Regions from separate parts of the Mus musculus genome. Here region 1 is linked to region 2. The links are chromatin loops, found by intact Hi-C in ENCODE. Cell type or tissue: heart. All regions are shown on one strand. Each heading gives the region's core, and the rest is flanking DNA. Links, peaks and the distances in the headings are about the cores only.

Evidence for each region. Hi-C counts contacts between places; a loop is a spot of excess contacts. Peaks named below come from ENCODE experiments on the same cell type or tissue, not always from the same donor. Only the 100,000 strongest peaks of a DNase experiment are listed, where the experiment ranks them.
Region 1: a loop joins it to region 2, with 12 times the contacts of the local background. A loop is called at or near these places in 1 of 42 quality-filtered maps.

Annotation. Positions count from the first base shown.
Region 1 is chr11:119,150,710-119,153,662 of GRCm38, reverse strand. Tbc1d16 (TBC1 domain family, member 16) reads left to right here. Exons shown (of 12, transcript NM_172443.3): 10 at 2,456-2,635. Among named protein-coding and RNA genes, the nearest start is that of Mir6934, 2.0 kb to the left of the region's middle. In heart, for the core only: no CTCF peak of the experiment used is centred there; no DNase peak of the experiment used is centred there; H3K27ac peaks cover 1,963 bases.
Region 2 is chr11:119,570,689-119,573,641 of GRCm38, reverse strand. No RefSeq gene overlaps it. Among named protein-coding and RNA genes, the nearest start is that of Gm11762, 24 kb to the right of the region's middle. In heart, for the core only: no CTCF peak of the experiment used is centred there; no DNase peak of the experiment used is centred there.

The sequences.
Region 1 (2,953 bases), core at 206-2,705, 420 kb after region 2:
GGGGGGGGTCAAGAGGTCAGCAGAAATCCAGAATCTCTGCTGACACAGGACATAGGCCTTCTGGGAAGGGCCAGCTAGTCACCTACAGGAGATGTACGTTTGGGTCTCAGTCAGCCTCTAATCCATTTCTCCTGAAACACCAGAGGACAATTGTTCAAGGTCCTACTCTGGTGGCTTCCTGCAGGGCCATTAATCCGGCCTCCTCGATAGACCAAGGAGAGGAGAGGTCCATGCTACCTGGTTCAGGTTTGAGTGACTAGCAGAGCCCAATACAGGCAGTCAGGGTAGCTGTGTGCAGTGGGACATCCAGCAGGTAAGTCTCACATCTCCACCCACAAAGGCTGACGTTTTTGGGAGGCTCAGCTGACCCTGGCCACAAGTCCTCCCCCACAGAGATCAGCTGTACACAAACCAGGCAGCACCAGGTGACCGGGACTAGATCTTGTCACTGCAACACACCTGCATTTGTGTCAAGCCCCTGCCCACTTCCAGGTCCTGGATGTAGGTAGTCTGCCCTCACTCCTGCAGATGGCCTGGTCTGGAAATAGAAAAGCTGACACAATGAAGGTATGAACAGAAGGCACTGGACCCTAGAGACAGGAGTGAGTCCCAGGTGCCCCCTCCCATGGCTGTGTCTATGGCATATGGGTCAGACCTCAGACATTGGAGACTCAGCTAAACAGAGGGTTTTGGATAATCGTGATCAGTGGTCTTATACAGTGAGGGCAGAGCCGAGGGAGGGCCAAAAGCATGCCCCATAGATCAGCCACTGGGAACAGAGGGCTGACCACAGCAAAGGTATGAGGGAGAAGCAGCTGGCTGCAGGAGGAACGGAGCATCCTGGCAATTGTGCAGATTGGACATCCATCAAAGAGCTGTCAGCCATACCGTGGCCTTGACCTTCCGTGGGCCACAGGCTGGACATCCTGGCCCGTCAGGAAGGACTTCTAGACTCCAGAGCCACACAGCTCCAGGGAACAACAGTGTGCCTGCTTTGGAGAGGTGCAGAGCCTGAGGCCCAGCTGTGCTCAGCAGCACTGACCCTAACCAGGCACCAGGTCCCTGCTGCAACGCACACGCCTGTGATGTCAGGTTTCCACGGTACCCAGGGAGGCAATTACAGGGTCTGACGCCATCACTCTGGAGCCTGGCGGCACATGGCCAGTGACTCATTAGCTGCTGGAGGCTGGTTTTCTGGTGGCGTCAGTGAAGTCGGCAGCCCCCACCGGGTGCTACCAGAAATAGCCTCTGTCGTCAAGTCCCATGCAACCTGGTGACCCGACATGCAGGAATCCAGGGTCTTGAAACTCAGACATGAACTCTCCCTTAATCAACTCTGGGAGTTGCTGAACCGTGGTGGGATGGAAGGAACTCACCCTGCCTGGTCGGGCACACATTAGAAACAGCCCCTGGGGGTCTGCTGAGGCTGGGGGATGACTTCACACTGAGTCAGCCTCCTTGACCACCCTGGAGATCATACTGTGCCGAGGGCTATGCCATGGTCTCCTTCTAGAATATCTTTAAATCTAAGATGAACTAGAAGACAGGTGTGAGCGAGGTTCCAGTGGTGGAGGCTGGGGGTGACTCAGACAGCAAAGTGTCTGTTGTACAAGCATTATGGACCCGAGCCTAGATCCTTAGAACCTAGGTAACGTGCTGGGTGTGCCCTGGGGAAGTTCACACAGGTAGATCCTTAGAGCTGCTCAGCCAGCAGAGCTAATTGCCAAGTCCTAGGTTCAGTGAGTGACTGACTCCATCTCAGGCTGGCCCGGAGGTTAATATCATATACTGCTCTTGCAGAGGACCTGGGTTTGATTCTTAGCACCTACACCAGGCAGCTCATGGTTGCCTGTAACCCCAGTTTCAGAGAGATCTAACTCCTCTGGTCTCCCTGGCTACCTAAAGTCCTGTCTGTGCACACACTACACACATAATTTAAAATAATAAAATGAGGGCTGGAGAGACAGCTCCGTGGTTAAGAGCACTGACCACTCTTGCTGAGGGCTGGATTTGGATCCCGGGACCCATATGGTGGCTCCAGGGGGTCCAACCTCCTCTTCTGGCCTCCTTTAACATTAGGCACTGCTGTGGTGTGCAAACAGGCAGGGAGATCACTCATAAACACACAAAATAAATTGGTTCAAATTTTAAAATAATACAGAAAGTCTTTAAAAGAAAAAACAAAATAAGGTAAACAGAAGACACTCAGTATCACACACATGCATGCACGTGCTCGTGTGCATACTGGTGTGTGTGTGTGTGTGTGTGTGTGTGTGTGTGTATGTCAGGAGGTCCAGTAGTAGGCAGACATAGTGGCTGGCTGATGTGTCTGGCAGACACAGACTTCCTGTGTGAGCTTTGGAGTTGAAGGCATTCTGAGTAGTAGTCTTTCTAGCCCTGGTAGGCAGGCTCGCCCAGAGCCTGGGTAACACCCGCTCCACTCTCCCACCCCAAGCTGTACCTGCGGGAGCTGCTGCGGCTGACACACCAGCGCTTCTACCAACACCTGGTGTCCCTGGGTGAGGACGGCCTCCAGATGCTCTTCTGCCACCGATGGCTCCTGCTCTGCTTCAAGCGAGAGTTTCCTGAGGCCGAGGCCCTGCGTATCTGGGAGGCCTGCTGGGCCCACTACCAGGTGAGTGAGTGGTGCAGGTGCCACCCCTGAGTGCAGGTGCCACCCCCTGAGTGCAGCCACCATCCTGTTGGGAAGGGAGGGTCATGGGATCACCCCAAGCCTCCTCTCTTGTGTGTGGCATGTCCTCCTCCTTGCTCCACCCACTCACCACACCACAGTCTCTCTCACAGCTAGTATTTTCCAGGCCTGAGCAGCCGGCTTCAGACCTCCCCTCCCATGTAATTGAAATCAATGTAAATTGCTGGCTGACATGCTCATTACTGCATTCTGGGCTGAGCTGCCTTCTGTCACGGTCAGCTGGTGGGAGGGACATCAGCA
Region 2 (2,953 bases), core at 188-2,687:
CAAAAACCAACCAAACAAACAAACAGAAAACAGGTAGCAGCACATGCTACAATCCTCGCACTAGGGAGACGAAGCTCGGGGCTCCTTGGAGCTCACTGACCACCCGTGTGGTGAATTCCAAATAAGAGATTCTGTCTCAAAATTTTAAAAAAGGTTGCAAGGGGGTATAGTCCCTAAGGAACTGGCAATGCTCAGGTGTGTGTGCGTGCTCACTGAGCACACACACACACACACACACACACACACACACTCGAGGGAGGGAGGGAGGGAGGGAGGGAGGGAGGGAGGGAGGGAGGGAGACAGCAGAAACAGGGACAAAGAAGAATCAAAGTGAAGGACCTCTTCCATTCAGATACTTCTGTTTAGCTCACTGAGGCAGCATTTGAGAGGAAGCCTGACTTGGAGAACAATGCAGACTCTGTCAGGCCACTCGCCCCTGTCAGGCCTGGTCACCTGGTCCCCTGCCCAGGCCTCCCAGATGCCAATGGCCCCTCTACAGTAGCTCCCTCACCACCCTTGTTCCTGGGACTCTGACAGGGGAGGCTCACACTCTTCGCTCATCTGGATGCTGTTCGTTCCCAGCGACTACCAAACCTGTGGGCTGTGCACATATGCGCAGGGCTGTGCGTAGGGTCCCACGGTGGACTGACGTCTGTGTTTCTAAGTCCGACTGTCTTGGAGACTGTGTTTGTTCTGAAACTTCAGTGAGCAACCTTGCTTAGCGGGGTGCGATGAGCTGGGCAGTCCAGAGGGAAAGAGGCATTTATGATTCTTCCTCCAGACTGGGAGGCCGATTGTGACACTCCTTCACTTGTCCCTGGTCAGGCGCCTTAGGGAGAGCGAGCGTTAGGGCTGGCCTTGTGTTTACAAAACTCATTCTCCTGGGTGCCTCCAGCCTTGAATGCCAGAGGAAGTTAATGCTTTTAATTAAATAACGTGCATCAGGATTTTTCCACTGCAACCACCCATGCCTTATTATTCCTGCTATACAAAGGACCCCAAGACTGCACAGGGCCTATTTAAGCCATTTAAAAGACAAAAGAGAAAGCCCTTATAATCCAGCGCTTGGACAGTGGAAGCAGAAGAATCTGGAGCTCAAGGTCACGGACTCTGCCTCAAAAATGGGGGGTGGAGTCCTGGAAAGAGGGCTCAGTGGCTAAGAGCTTGTACTGCGCTTGCAGGGGACATGATGGCAGTCACATTGGAAGCCAGAATCCTCTGGGACAGGAATTACAGATGGTTGTGAGCCACCACGTGGGTGCGGGGAATTGACCTCAGGTCTTCTGCAAGAGCAACAAGAGCTCTTTACCACTGAGCCATCTCCCTAGCCCAAAATTAAAGTAATAATAGTAATAATAATAATAATATTCTTGGGGGGGTGGTTTGAGACTGTTTCTCTGTATAGCCCTGGCTGTCCTGGAACTCACTTTGTAGACCAGGCTAGCCTCGAACTCAGAAATCCACCTGCCTCTGCCTCCAGAGTGCTGGGATTAAAGGCGTGCGCCACCACGCCCGGCAATAATAATATTCTTTTGCAAGAGTAATTAAAAGAAAAAACAAGAGCAAAAACAAAAACCAGCTGGGTGGTGATGGCATGAACCTTAAATCCCAGCACTCAGCGCGCAGAGGCAGGAGTATCTCTGAGTTCAAGGCCAGCCTGATCTACACAGCAAGTTCTAGGACAATCAGGGCTACACAGAAACAATAATGAAGGTCTGGGTGTGGCAGTGTGTCAGAGTGGGGACTGTAACCACAGCACTATGGTGACAGGAGCAGGAAGGTCCCAGGGGTCAATGGCCAGCTAGTTGAACTTACTCAGCGACTCCAGGTTCAATGAGAGACTCTGATCTCAGAGGATAAGGTGGCAAGCCATCGAGGGAGACATCCAGTTCAAGCCATGGCCAACCCACAGATGTGTGCACGGTGGCAGGGGCGGATGGGGAGCAACCAGGCATTGTGCTGCATACCTGTAACCACAGCTCTCAGAGACTGGAAGGCCGAGAGTTCAAGACCAGCCAGGGCTACACTGACCAGATGACAGAGAGGGAATCAGAATATTTGGAAGGCCAGAGATGCTGCTCACGGGTGGCGTCACAGGCCAGGGAGACGAGAGAGAATTGTGAGTGAAGCAGGAGGCAGGCATGGTGGGCTGAGCCATGTCACTGAGCCATGTCTTCATCTTATCCACCGTAGTGAGACACCTACAGACACACTCTAAAGCCAAGAAGGTCATTGCATGTACTTTACCTAGACCTGGGGTTGGGGGAGGAGGTGATTGCTGCAGTACTTATGAATAGAAACCAGCTGAGAATTGCAGGAGGAGGCCTTTACCTGTTTAGTTTTGTTTGACCTTGTGTGTGGACTGGGAATCAAGCTTAGCTCCTCACCATGGTCAGGGCTTTACCAAGCCATTTTCCCAGCTGTTGTCTCTCTCTCTCCCTCTCTCTCTCCCTCTCTCTCTCTCCCTCTTTCTCCCTCTCACTTTCTCCCTTGTTAGTTTTAAACAAAATCTCATCATTTGATTTTACCAAGGAAGACTCGAGAGACAGATGCTGGGGTGAAAGCCCTGCTGGCTCAGAGGCAGAGATGGCACCCAGCTGACCATCCTCCTCAGCAGATGACACCCTGTCCCAGAAGCAATGCCCCTTTCAAAAAAAAAAAAAAAAAAAAAAAAACCTTCTTCAAACTGAACATCTCTCCCTTCTCCTGAGCAACTCTGTATCCATCCTGTCTCCCTCTCACTCTCTAAGGTTTTTTTCTTAATAATCCTCTGTTTGCTTCCTGTCAACTGGTCACTTGCTCTGCCTTTTGACCTGTGGTTGACTTTATTTAATCCTGGATACAATATTCAAGCAGAAAGCTGTTGAATTGAAGGTGTGTGCTAAGGGCTGAGCCACACCACAGCAAACACCAGGTATTTCCAGCAAATAACACAATCTTGGGGTTCACAGTG